Regions from separate parts of the Homo sapiens genome. Here region 2 is linked to region 1. A link is a contact called in ENCODE Hi-C data. All regions are on one chromosome and are shown on one strand. Each heading gives the region's core, a stretch centred on a gene start or an enhancer-like site at or near the end of the contact. The rest is flanking DNA. Distances are from core to core; before and after follow the strand shown. Region 1 overlaps THADA (THADA armadillo repeat containing). Region 2 overlaps EPCAM-DT (EPCAM divergent transcript).

The links. Hi-C counts contacts between places; a loop is a spot of excess contacts on that map. Pooled maps may share reads with other maps.
Region 2: a pooled map shows a loop between it and region 1 (11-fold over the local background). The contact joins two enhancer-like sites. A Hi-C loop is called at or near these places in 2 of 37 single-sample maps with no recorded cell type and 2 of 50 pooled maps.

What each region holds. Positions count from the first base shown.
Region 1 is chr2:43,404,539-43,411,490 of GRCh38, reverse strand. All of the region lies in intron 28 of THADA (THADA armadillo repeat containing), which reads left to right. It also overlaps the pseudogene RNU6-958P. Among named protein-coding and RNA genes, the nearest start is that of LINC01126, 180 kb to the right of the region's middle. RefSeq lists an enhancer at 3,039-3,218. Within about 2 kb of position 2,975, at least 3 of the 41 ENCODE cell types and tissues checked have a DNase peak (open chromatin) inside an H3K27ac peak, as active enhancers do.
Region 2 is chr2:47,305,816-47,312,767 of GRCh38, reverse strand. All of the region lies in intron 3 of EPCAM-DT (EPCAM divergent transcript), which reads left to right. Among named protein-coding and RNA genes, the nearest start is that of BCYRN1, 26 kb to the left of the region's middle. RefSeq lists enhancers at 1,647-1,716, 2,977-3,166. Within about 2 kb of position 2,432, at least 26 of the 41 ENCODE cell types and tissues checked have a DNase peak (open chromatin) inside an H3K27ac peak, as active enhancers do.

The DNA of each region.
Region 1 (6,952 bases), core at 1,726-4,225:
GGAGGGGAATCTTTTACCTTAATAACCACTACGAAATCATACCGCTGAATACAGCAGGTGAGTTTATTAAAGCTGGCCCAACAAATTTGACATCACTTGGTTGAATAATTGGAGCTGTCAAGTGTCCTTAAAATGAATAAAATTGAATTTCTTTTAATATGTGCTATTGTTGTTCACTTCTATGGTGGTAAAAATATCAGAGATGGGGAACACTCATTTTTGCAACTAGCACAGGCTCTGCAGTGAGACAGACTTGACTTTGAATCCTAGCTCATACATTCATTCCCTTTGTGAGCCTGGGCAAGTCAGTTAACTTCTCTGAGCCTGTCTAGAACATGTGAAAGATTCAGAACATTGTCCAAAAAAATTTTTTTGTTTTTTAATTCTTGTGTGATTGTTAGGATTTAAGTGTTTATTGATTTGATTTTTTAAAAGAGCACAAGGGAACATTAATTCTGGTTGTAAAAGTTTAAAGGAAATAGCTGGGCTTGTTTAATCTGAGGAAGAGAAGACTTGAGATGTTTTGGAGATGGAGCTGGAGGCTAAGAAAGCAAGACAGAATGTATAACAACTTTTCTAATGTATATGAAAGATTATTCTTTTAAAAACAACTTTATTGGGGTACAATTGATGTAAAATAAACTGCACATGTTTAAAGTGTACAATTTGATATTTTTATATACCCATAAAACCATCATCACTGTCATGGTAAGGAACATAGCCATCATCCTTTGTAATCCTTACCCAACCTCCCCTCCCCCACCTCCCTGGCAATGATTGTTTTATGTTCTGTCAATACAGATTAATTTGCATTTCCTAGAATTTTAAGTAAACGGACTCATACAGGATGCATTCTATTTTGTCTGGCTTTTTCACTCAGTATAATTATTTTGAGATTCAGCCATGTTGTTAGGTATATCCGTAGCTTGTTTCTTTTTATTGCCAAATGGTATTCGATTGTATGGATATACTGCAATTTGTTTGTGTACTTAGCTGTTGAACGACATTTATGTTGTATCCATCAACTAGTAACAAATAACTTGCTAGGAACAATCATGCACGAGTCTCCTTTTGGACTTAGGCTTTCATTTCTCTAGTGTAAATACACAGGAATTGAACAGGTGAGCTGCGTGGTGAGTATATATTTAACTTGTTAAGAAACTGCCAAATTGTCTTCCAGAGTGATTATACATTCCCACTAGTAGAGTATGAGAATTCTAATTGTTCCATATCCTAGCCAACACTTGGTATGCTCAGTCTTTTTAACTTTAGCCTTTCTAGTGAGTATATAGTAGTATTTCACTGGGGTTTTAATTTAAACTTTACTAACGTCTAAGGATGTTGGGCATCTTTACATGTATTTGGCATTCATATATCTTCTTTGCTGAAGTGTCTGTTTGAAGCTTTGACCCAATTTTTCTGTTAGGTTGTTTGCTTTCTTTTCTTCTCTCTCTTATTTTTTTTTTTTTTTTAAGAGATGAGATCTTGATCTGACACCCTAGCTGGAGTGCAGTGGCACAGTCACAGCTCACTGTAGCCTCAACCTCCTAGGCTCAAGCAATCCTCCTACCTCAGCCTCCTGAGTAGCTAGGACTACAAGCACATGCCACCATGCCTGGCTATTTTTTTTATTTTTTGTAGAGACAGGGTCTCATTTTGCCCAGGCTGGTCTCGAACTCCTGGCCCCAAGCAATCCTGCTGCCTCAGTCTACCAAAGTGCTGGGATTACAAGTGTAAGCCATCATGCCTGCTTTTGTTTTCCTATTATTCTGAATATATTTTGGATACAAGTCTTTTAGACATAGATTTATTTCTTTCCCTGGCATGTAGAACCAGAAAAACAAAATTAAATTGCAGCAAGAAAAAGTATAATTATACTGTATAAGGAAGTATTTTTTTTGACTGGCAGTATAAACATGGGTACTGGGATAACCAAAGGAGGATGTCAGACTTTCTCAGGGGTATTTAAAAACTGACTGGCAGTAGTCTATTTGGGATACTGTAGGCATGCTGAAATATGACTCAACTTACCTAATTGCAATTTTCATTTGAGAAAAGATACCTTGAATGAGTCTGTTGCTAATATCTCAATATCTGTTGCTCTTTTGTGTCATTTTTCCAGGCCAAAAAAAAAAAGCAATTTTTTGGAATTTTTCAAAACTTTCCTTGTACTTTATTATTTTTAAAAATTCATTCTTTCTGGTTTTAGCTTGAAGTGTTTCTGTGAAACATGAGGAGGGTCATTCAGGGGCATTAATTAGCTTCAGCAAAAACAAAATGCAGTCTCTGCAAAGTAATCAAATTAAAAGAAATACTCAAATTTCTTTCATACAGCAGTAGCACCAATCATTGTTTTAGCTGATGGCACTGGGAAGATTCATTTAACCCTCTGTAGATGCAAAATAATTAATGAGATTCTAGAGAAGAGGTTCTACATGATGAAAGGAGTTGGAGTGGTTGTAGCCCTCAGAAGAGTAAAGGGTGCTTTCATGATGGGATTCCAGTAGAGTTAATGAAGGGTTTTCCTCTGTGTAGAAAACACTGGTCATTTGTTCTCCAACTCCACAGAGGCTCAAACTAGAGAAGATTGGCTCCAACTATAGAAAGATTGAGTATGGTTAGTGTTAGACATAAAACTTTTATTATTAGCATCAATATTATGAGATTAAACAATGGAACAAGAGAGGTCATAATGATATTTTAAAATAAAAAAGATAGCTATCTGCCTGGAATGTTTAAATGTCCATGATTGAATTTTGTTTTTGAAGGGGACTTTGGAGATCATTTACTCTAATAAGCTTTTATAGATGAGGATGTGAAAGGACATTATGTAACTTGCTGTGGCCACATTGTTAGATACTCATATTTTAATTTGAGGATGTCTTAAAAGTAGCCTTGCGTAAGAGACTCGAAGGAAACCATGTAAGTGCTTCTGCTTCACAGTAGGTTTCACTTCACCAAAAAAGTCACTTAAAGCTGATGACTGTGTATTTCTTCTACACCCAAGAAAATTCTGCCAATGTGCTGACATGTATGTGTCTTTTCTTGTCATTAGTAATGTTGAAGATTTTTATTCTTGGGCAGTTCAAACTTGTCTTTAAATAAATACTATACTTTGCTCAGAGGCAACCTAATCTTCTCAGTATCGTTCCAATTTTAGTATATGTGCTGCCGAGGCAAGCACAAAATCAATACTATACTTTGAATGACTGTAAGTGATTTGACCTGAGGTGATCAGTACTGAGAGAGGATACCAGGGGACACTGCCACAGCATTTGTGGAACCTGTCGCAGTCTGCTGTGGGGTTCTTCATAAACTGTTGGTTGATGGCTGCAACTTGGTGGATGACTTGCTTCAAAGTCCTGGTGACTAATTTGCCTTCCTTAAAGATAATATTGAATAAAGCTTTAGGCTTTGTTTTGTTTAACACTAGTTAGAGCAGTAGGAAACATATTTAGACTACCAATTCCTTATGTATGAGACCTGCAAATATGCATTCCAGCCATTGAAATTAGTGGGATAAATTGCCTACAAAGGTTTCCTCATTCATTATCACAACAAAAAAATTGGCACAGGACATTTTATTTGGTTGTGGTTACATTTTATTTGGGAATCCATCATTCTTTTTATGTTCCCATAGACTATCTAGAGTGAAAACCCACATATATTTATATAATATTATATACTTTATTTTAAAGGGTTTATCTAAGTACTAAAAATGAGAGAAAATATTTTAAAGTACCTGGCATCTAGCAGGCACTCAGTAAATATTCCTACCTTCACTTCCTTTTTTCCTTCCTTCTTTTTAGCGTGGATATCAGAATCTTTTATAAATGTAACAGATTATTGTCAAAAAGGGAAGTTAATAGAATTGGTGTATGTTGAGCATTCCCTTGACTCACAGGATGTTTAGATTGTCTAAGATTTTAATATCATTTCAGAGATAATCACCTGAAAAATTAAACTGGTCAAAGAAAAATTTACTCAGCACCTATGATTTGTGCAGTCAACCTTGGACTAGAATTAGAGTACTTTGAATACCAGAATAAGAATATGTATTTAATGTGACAATAGAGAGCTATCATAGGTTCTAGAAAATTTGAAAGCTAAAAAAAAGTTTTTTAATGTCAATAAAAGCATTCCTTTCTAAACCTTCTATCTATATATAGTAGGGTTATATATAATAGGGTTTAAAAAATAAGATGGTAAATTCTCTCTATTCCTTTGTGTAGTGTCTTAAAATGACTACCCATTCCTGTGTTTGTGAACTGAAAAATCAATCACTGTAAATATGGAATCTCTTGCTCTAAAGGATAATGGTGTGAGTTTCAACTGTATTAAATCACTTTGAGAACTTGGCCTTTGAGCAGTCAACACCAAAGGAAAGCCAGCCTGTTACTGATTTCTCAGACCCATCCACTGCCTGCAAGGAAAGGCGACATGCTGAGGGGCCAAGTGTTATTATGTTCAGCCCCCTTTAAAGAGTCAGTGGCTGCCTGAACGTGCTCATTTCTTGGTTGTTTGTGTAGCCCGAGCAGAAACATTGTGAAGGGTTTTGCGATTGGGAGGAATGTGCAACTCTTTCATTCATTCTGCATATGCTGCAGCCCAGCTCCTGCCTTACATGCAGCTCATCCCAGCCCAAGAACCCCGAGGGTAGATCCGGAATGCTTTTCCAGCTGTTGCATGAGGAGAACAGTAGACCAGAGTGTGGCTCATTGGTACAGGGTCAGAGAGAAACCCCTCAGATAGGCTGGGAGGGAAGATTATGCCAAAATTTCAAACTAAGTGTAGTGGTTATTTTTACTTGCTTAGGAAAGATGATTCCCTTTTATTTTCTAGGGCTCCCAATGTCTTTGTATGTACTTTGCTATAAAGTCTTTTCCATATTTTTCCCAGAGTCAGGAAAGAATTATTGCTAAGGTATAGCACATTTCAGTGCCCCTGAGGAGAATCTTCTTCTCAGCTGTCTAAAACATTTGGTTGGAATCTGAAAAATTCAGTTTCAAATTGTATTTGTTGTTGTCTCAAAAAATGATGAAACATTTAAATGAAATTTCAAATGAAATGTAATTTTCATGCTTCATCTCTACATTTTGATCAGCAAGTGACCAGAAATTAGCGTTCAGAAATTATGCATCTTTTCATTTATTTAAGAATATTTCTAATTCTGAACAATTAAAGCATATTGTTTAGAGAGCTTTTAAAGTAACAACTGCATTGTGTACCTTCACCCCTCCCTGTTGGAAAATCTCCTTGCCTTATTTCCTGGCACTGAAAGGGATGGTATGAATCAAGTAGCCATAGCCATTGCACCTGGGACTGTGTTTCTGCCACGTCAGGTTGCTGAGTGCTGTGCCTATTTCTTGCAGGGGCAAGTGGAGGGATGTCCAGATGATGGAGGCTGATTTCTAGCTCCCAGCAGCTGACATTTCACAGCCTGGAATTAATAGCCTGTGGCCTGTCAGCCTGGGTCACTGGGAGGCAATGTGAAGGTGACCTCAAAAGCATGCTTTTCTGAGGCTTAGACTCTGTGGTTGGGCTTGTCTCAAGGGGTCACACACTACAGTTTTCAGATGTTCTGTTGTGGCTTATTGTTGGCCTTTCTTCATAATTTTTTTTAAGGGTTTAATGTGTTGCTTAGAATTAATTTGCAAAGAGCTTTGAGCTGCCCGATAGGTAACGTATGTAAACATTCTACCTGAAGTTACTTTGTGTGTCTGGAAATGTGCAGTTTTTAGCTTAGCTACTGTCTACAGCTCTTATTTTCTCCTTACTACCCAAACCAAGGATTTTTAAAAAATCAAACTTTAAAAGCTCCGAACTCATTACTCTTCCAAGAAATATATTTGAATAAAGAAATCCCTGAGCTATGCAGAGGGCAAGATTACAGTCAATGCAATTTTTATGTGCTAGTGGTTTGAATTGCAGGAAAAGGAGCAACTAGTTCGGGTGGTGGTGGTAGATCCTTTGATGAATGGAATATTGGCATAGGAAGAACAAGTAGAGAATCTGGCAACCTTGGCCATCACTGAACTCACCTGAGAATGTGGAAAAGGGCTTCAGGAATGCCACATTTATAACAAAAACATATTTAATACTTACAGGTCGTGCAGAAATATCTGCTTTTTCCAACTCACTGGATACAAACTTGGTGTGTGTGTGTGGTTTCTCTCTTTTATGCATGCACACGTACCCACACATATATGTTTTCCTGAAGGCAAGATTTGAAACTACGAACCACACAGAATTAAAAAGGAAAAAGAAATCTTAGTATAATAGCGGTAGAGTCGACAGAAAATAGACTTGGGCCCTGGACCTGGAGAATAAAGCCAATGGGCTTCACATAAACAAGTGAATAGGCCCCAGAGAAACTCAAGCCTCCTCTCCTTTCCAGCTCATTTAGAGGGGAAGGAGGAGGGTAGGCCTCTGTGAGCACTTGGAGCCTGTTTGGTACAGGCCAGGCTCTGTTTCCTCAGCCAGTTGTTGAGACAAAGAACACTAGAGAAAAACAATTTGTAAATGTGTATAAAGGTTTTATTTTCAAATTATTCCACCTGCCTGTCTTCTAGGCATTTTATTTTCATGCATTATTTCATTTAAACTTCACAACAGCCCTATGAAATGAGCACTCTTCCTTTTCCCCATTTATAGAAGGTACAAACCTAGGTTTACTGACTTATCTAAAGTCACACACTAGTAAGTGTCAGAACTCAGATGTAAACTTAGGTCTGCTGGATTCCAGAGCATGTTCTTAAGTCCCTGTCCTATGCGCTCTGTGATAAAGAACTATGAAGACCCTGTTTCTGTTCTCAATGTCATTTCAGTCTAGCAGACATGATGATGCCTGAGAGCTACTGTGGGGAAGGTAAGTGAGATGCACTGGCTGCTATGGGAGAGCTAAATATGCAATTGGAGTAGGCAGAGGGAAGGAAGTGATTGATTCTGATCA
Region 2 (6,952 bases), core at 1,183-3,682, 3.9 Mb before region 1:
TACAGGAAAGTCTGGGAGACACAGATAGGTTTCAAAATGAGGAAATAGAGGCCCAGATAGAGGGAATGTCTTGCTCAAGGTGGAACTGGTCAGTCAGGCAGAACTGGGAATAACATCTAGATTTCCCAACTCTGTTAGGCCAATGAAAGTTTTTTGCACAGCACAAAGATCACTTATGAAATTTAAGTTCAAGATACAACAAGACACAAAACATAAAAGCAGATGCCAGGCCAGACATCTATTAGGAGCACCAGATGTACCTGGGACGAACTGGTTACTGTGACTGATCACTAAACTCAGCAACCAAGGGCTCTGGCAGCCAAGTCTGCAGCAGAAATGGGTTGGGTTATTCCATTCCATTCATGGGGTCCAATAAAGTGATGCATAATAATTTCATTTGATAAGAAAAGTTTTTTCCTTTAACAAATTTTAAAATCTTCCAAACCCTCAGCTTCCTATTATGATAATTACAAGAGAATACGAAAAATAAGGATGGAAAAAAAATGGTAAAAGGAGAGATCTATCCTGTCCCAGTGAGAATGATTTCTTCAGTATAATTTATCTCCTGTGGGTAGTCTGGAGTCTCCACCCTCTCATAGGCCCTCAATGACTATGTGTTTGAAGGGCCTTCAGGATAGACTTCTTGAAAACAGATCTTTCTCTGATAGTGCCTAACATTCTTCACAGTGTGGGCCATGAGGCCTGAAAAGGACAAGCACGGTGAGACCCATGGCGAGTTGTAGGACCCTCTGGGCCTTTGTGGCCCACCTGGGAAGGGGAATGTATTAGTCTGTTCTCATGCTGCTAATAAAGACATGCCCATACTGGGTAATTTATAAAAAAAAGAAGTTTAATAGACTCATAGTTCCACATGGCTGGAGGCCTCACAATCATGGAGGAAGGCGAGGAGCAAAGGCACGTCTTACATGGCAGCAGGCAAGAGGGAATGAGAGCCAAGCGAAAACGGTTTCCCCTTATAAAACCATCAGATCTCATGAGACTTATTCACTACCATGAGAGCAATATGGGGGAAACTGCCCCCATGATTCAATTATCTCCCACCGGGTCCCTCCCACAACACGTGGGAATTATGGAAGCTACAATTCAAGATGAGATTTGGGTAGGGACACAGCCAAACCATATCAGGGAATAATAAAGCCATAACCTCCTGAAGGGGGTGGGTGTGATGCCCTCCTGAGCCCCTGCAGCTAGAGCATCTGTGACGCACTGCCCAGCTAGTCTGGGCAGGAGCAATGTGTTGGAGTTTGTGCACATGTGTGTGTGCTGGGCGTGCGATGAGCACCCTGCCACACATGTGGGAGCTCAGATGCCACACTCTTCCAGAGCTGTGCCACAGTTTGACTGATCTGTGACTGCAACCGCTCCAGCAAAGCTGGACTCTTGGGGAAAGAATTTTCTCTTCCCAAGCTTGCTGTGTGGGCCCGTGGGGAGACACACAATTGCCTTTGTCATTTGTTCTTCCTGTGTGGGGACAAAAGCCCTTTCACTTGCTGTGGAATGTACAAGAAGTTCTGTGCCGAAGGGCTGCCAGGCGCTGGCCTGGAATCCGACAAACAAGGAGGAGTTGGGGAGATGGCCGTTTCAGCCTGAGGCCCCCCACCTCCTGGTCCTGCCATGCATCTGTGTGGTCGGGGACTGCCAAGAGGGTCCCCACCGTCTGCTTCTTCACCACTGTGTGCACCTGCATCACTGCCACAACCCTGTCTTAATCATGGCCTGAGACACTGCAGCCTGCCACAGGCGGGCACTGTGCCAGGCATGGGTTTTGTCAACTCATTCAACCCTCCCAACGAATGCTGTTATTCCCACTTTGCAGCAGAGGGAACTGACCTTCAGAAGGGAGGGTCTGGGAGGACAGTGCTGAGACTGAAACAGAGGGGCTGGGACATGGTAGGAGGAACAGGACACCACAACCCCTCACCCTGCACTCACAGCTCTAGGGCAGAATGGAGCCTCAACCCTGGGTGTTTATGCTGTGAGCTGAAGTTTAAGCAAAACAAAAATAGAGAACTTAGGTGGGGTTGGGGTGGGGGTAGAACCCGCCAACACGAAACGTCATCGTGGTACAAGTGGCCTTTTCTCATTGCTATTTACATCCCCGGGTGTTTCTATCAGCCCAGAGCCAGAGACTCACCACAGAGCAACCTGTTGCCAGAATGCTGTGGGGGCTGCGCTATTTTAGGAGCAAAGTTTTCCCAGGTGGCTATATTGTCTGCATTTTTCTCACCAGGGTAGGACAATTCATAGAGCCACTAAAGCCAACCACAGTGTTGAACTCTGCTCTAATTTTAAAATGTAAATGAGCAAGCACCAATGGGAAGTGGCCAGGAGCAGACCAGGGCAATCAGCTCCCAGGGGAGCCCCAAGCGTCAACTCCCAGGTAGGGGGTAAGGGTGAGGCCTGCTGGGTGGGGAGTGGACTAATACAGAGGGCTGGGAAAGAAATGTGTGTGTCTAAAAGCAATTTGCATTAGGCCTTTCAGAGCCCAAGTCTGTGGGTTGGCTTGCACAATCTTGCAATCTTACAAGCAAGAGAGGAAGAAAGGAGAGAGGGGAGCCAGGGGAGAAGGGTGTGGGGATCAGACAGGCTTTTGTATGTGATCTTGTTTAAGCAAGACTCTTATCAAAGAGTAATCCTAAACTTTGCGCTTTCTTATCACCCAGCTCCCTGGGGAATGGGTAGGTGACTTTTGAGTTCCACAAGGGAGGATTAATTGCCTGTTAGAGATCAGAGCTCCAAGTAAGCAGATAAGGTTGATAGAGGTGGGTGGGGTGTGGTGGTTTACTTATGTCCCGTGGAGATGTTCTTTGCTCTTATTATCTAGATTCACGTTTTCTGTGCACAAGCCGAACACTGAGGGCTGAGGAGAAAGCTGCCGTCTAGTGAACAGAGCAGCATTGGAGGGTGTGCCTGCTCTGTGCCCCATGCTGCAGATGCTGAGCAGGGGTTGGGATATCAAAGAATGAAGGAATGAGCCATGCTGCACTGTTCAAGAAGGTCCAGTTCTGTGGTGGTTGTGTGAATACAGGACATTCTTTTCTTTCTTTTTTCTTTTTTTTAGACTGGGTCTCATTCTGTCACCCAGGCTAGAGCGCAGTGGCAAGATCCTCAGGCTTCCATAACAACTGTGAAAGTACTGACTGAGTAGTTAAGTTAAATATTAAAAGCTGAAAGGGCCAGTGCCCTTATACAAAGACTGGAATGTAACAAAAGCCCACCAAGAGTTTTGCCTAGGCCTTTCCTGGGCCTTAAAGCGTGACAAAATAATGGAGGAATTCTTAACAGGATCCATTTAGGATTAAACAAATTTTATTGGGGGTCTGAAGAGACTCCCCAGGCCTCCACAGACAAGTTTATTGGGGTCCTGAAGGAACTCCCCAAACGTCTGTGATTTAGCAGGAGACAAGAGTAATCAGCTGGGCACAGTGGCTCATGCCTGTAATCCCAGCACTTTGGGAGGCTGAGGCGGGTGGATCATCTGGGTGGATCACCTGAGGTCAGGAGTTTGAGACCAGCCTGGCCAACATGGTGAAACCCCGTCTCTACTAAAAATACAAAAACTAACTGGGCGTGCTGGTGCACACCTGTAGTCCCAGCTACTCGGCAGGCTGAGGTGGGAGGATCACCTAAGCCTGGAAGGTCAAGACTGCAGTGAGCTGTGATCGTGCCACTGCACTCCAACCTGAGTGACAGCAAGACACGGTCTCCAAAAATAAAAAATGAAAAAAAAAATTTAAAAAGTTTAGTGAGGAAAGAGTGTAACAATTGTTGTGTATCAGTTCTCCACATGTCTCCAAAATTTGGCTCCAGAATTCTGACTTTCAGTTGAGGCTAGAAGGTGGCAGGATAAGCCGGGCATGGTGGCTCACACCTGTAATCCCAGCACTTTGGGAGGCCGAGGTGGGTGGATCATGAGGTCACGAGTTCGAGACCAGCCCGGCCAAGATGGTGAAACACCGTCTCTACTAAAAACACAAAAATTAGCTCGGCATGGTGGCATGTGCCTGTAATCTCAGCTACTCAGGAGGCTGAGGCAGGAGAATCGCTTGAACCCGGGAGGCGGAGGTTGCAGTGAGCCGAGATCGTGCCATTGCACTCCAGCCTGGGTGACAGAGCGAGACTCCATCTCAAAAAAAAAAAAAAAAAAAAAAAAAGAGAAGGTGGCAGGGTATAGCCTTATGTCCTTGTGGGGTCACTTTGAGGGATTGAGGGAGGAAGTCTTTGCCCATGAGAGTAAAGGGAGAAGCTTCCGGGAGAAGCTCATGAGTCAGGAGCTGGTGGAGGGGCTGGGATCCACAGGCCTCTGAAAAACACCTTGTACACGAAGGAAATATATCAAGCTGTTTTAAAAGATTATCTCAATTTCGTAATTATGGATTATTTTATTTTCTTCCTGTGCTTTTCAGGATTTTCTTAATCTTCTACAGTGAAAAATAACCAGAAGAAACTTTTTTTTTTTTTTTTTTTTAAGAAAAGAGCAGCACTTTTTGGAGTAAGAGGAAAGCAGTACTGAGTTCACAACTGCTACTAGAAGGAAGCTGGTCAGGGAGGGGACTCAGACAAGGTGCTGCAAGTCCCAGTCTTAATGTAAAGCAAATCTTAATGGAGAGAGGTTCTCTTTGTGGAGGCCAGGGAAGCTCCATCAAGCAGCCTGTGTAGGCAGTCCTGACTGTTGAATACTGATGTAGTGTGGAAATTAAGAGGATTCAGGAGTCATACAGAACTGGGTTCAAATTCTCACTGTACGGCCGGGCGTGGTGGCTCATGCCTGTAATCCAAGCACTTTGGGAGGTCCTGGTGGGCAGATCACTTGAGGTCAGGAGTTCAAAACCAGCCTGGCCAACATGGTAAAACACCGTCTCTACTAAAAATACAAAAATTAGCCGGGCATGGTGGTGCATGCCTGTAATCCCAGCTACTCGGGAGGCTGAGGCAGGAGAATTGTTGAACCCAGGAGGTAGAAGTTGCAGTGAGCTGAGATCGCATCACTGCACTCCAGGCTGGGTAACAGAGGGAGACTCTGTCTAAAAAAATAAAAAAATAAAAAATTCTCACTGTACAGTTGACGATTTGTGTGTCCTTGGCAGACCATCTACCATCTCCAAGCCTCAGCTTCCTCACTTGCCACAACATTGCAATATCTTTTAAGGTAGCAAATACTCAATAAATGCTAGCTATCCTTATCATGGAGATTTAGCCTTTCAAACATCCCAGGGATAGGAAATTGCAAAAAGATTCTGAGCCTCCACCATGGGTATTTCACTAGCCTTGTCAACCAAACAAAACCAGAAGGGAACAGGTTGCAGGCAGGCTTGCAGGGAGATGGAAGCCTCAGTTCCATGAGGTCACTCAGCTATACACAAGCTGTATTCCAATGTTGCACTTTTACATTCCATTCTGAATGTCAAATTCTCTGGGTAAAGTTTGTGGTCCAAAAGCTCTAATTAGGTGAAGGCAGAATAATGGTAAACATTTTCACAGTGTACTTATATCAACAACCTGCCTGGCATAGAGGAGAAGAAAACATGTGTCACCCTCTCTAAACATCCTCACTGGTGTTAATCAGGGGCTCTAGTTGGCTCAATGCCAGGCCTAATTGGGCAGAATTTCACTGCCCAGCTCTGGGACTAGCACAACATGTTGCTTTATTTTTCTTTCCTTTTTTTTTTTTTTTTTTTTTTTTTTGGAGACAGTCTCAATCTGTCACCCAAGCTGGAGTGCAGTGGTGCAATTATGGCTCACTGCAGTCTCAACCTTCCAGCTTAAGTGATCCTCCTGCCTCAGCCTCCCAAGTAACTGGGACTGCAGGAATGCATCCCTGCGCCCAGCTAATTTTTAAATTATTTTGTAGAGACAGAGTATTACTGTGTTGCCTAGGCTGATCTGAAACTCCTAGGCTCAAGAGATCTTCCTACCTCAGCCTCCCAAGGTATCGTGATTACAGGCGTGAGCCACCGTGCCTGGCCACAATGTGTTGTTTCATTGCTACTGGGCTCTACTGATGTTAATAATAAATTGCTTCAGAGCTTTCCACGTTTTTGCTTGTATCTTTGTTCTCGGTGTTTTATCTCTACTCAGAGACCAGACCATCCTTGTTACCCTTAGCTTGCTGTATTTACCTGTTCTTTCTCCCCTAGTGGCATTTTCCAGGCATGTTGAAGTAGTGGGTGGTGAGTAAGGAACCATTCGCAATTGGGCCCAGAAGTCCAACAGGAGGATGGTTTCTCTTGGGCTGCAGGTCGCTGTCCTAGGGCCACGAGCACAGGAGCCCTGATGGCATATGGAAGAACCGAATCAGCTCACAGAGGACCTGTTGACTCAGAAAAATCACATGCACATCACATACACTATCACAATGTCTTAACCCAGTGGCTCTCAACCCAGTGAGCAATTTTACACCCCAGGGGACATTTGGCAATGTCTGAAGACTTTTTTTTTGTTTTTTTTAACATAGGGTCTTGCTCTGTTGCCTAGGCTGGAGTGCAGTGGCACAATCACAGCTCTCTGCAGACTTGATCCCCCGCAGCTCAAGCCATCCTCCCACCTCAGCTTTCCAAGTAGCTGGGACTACAGGCAAGCGCCACGATGCCCAGCAAATTTTTAAATTTTGTTTTGTAAAGACAGGGTCTCACTTTCTTGCCCAGGCTGGTCTCAAACTCCTGGGCTCAAGTGATCCTCCCGTCTTGGCCTCCCAAAGTGTTGGGATTACAGACTTGAGCCACTGTGCCTGGCCTGAAGAAATTTTTTGTGTCATGATTTGGGGGCAGAGCACACAACTGGGGATGAGAGTACTATTGGCATTTAGTGAGTAGAAATCGGGTGGGCTGTTAACTATCCTACAATGCACAGATGGTTTCCCTGTTCCCCTCACCCCACACACAAAATAAATGATACGGGCTGGGTGTGGTGGCTCACACCTGCAATCCCAGCA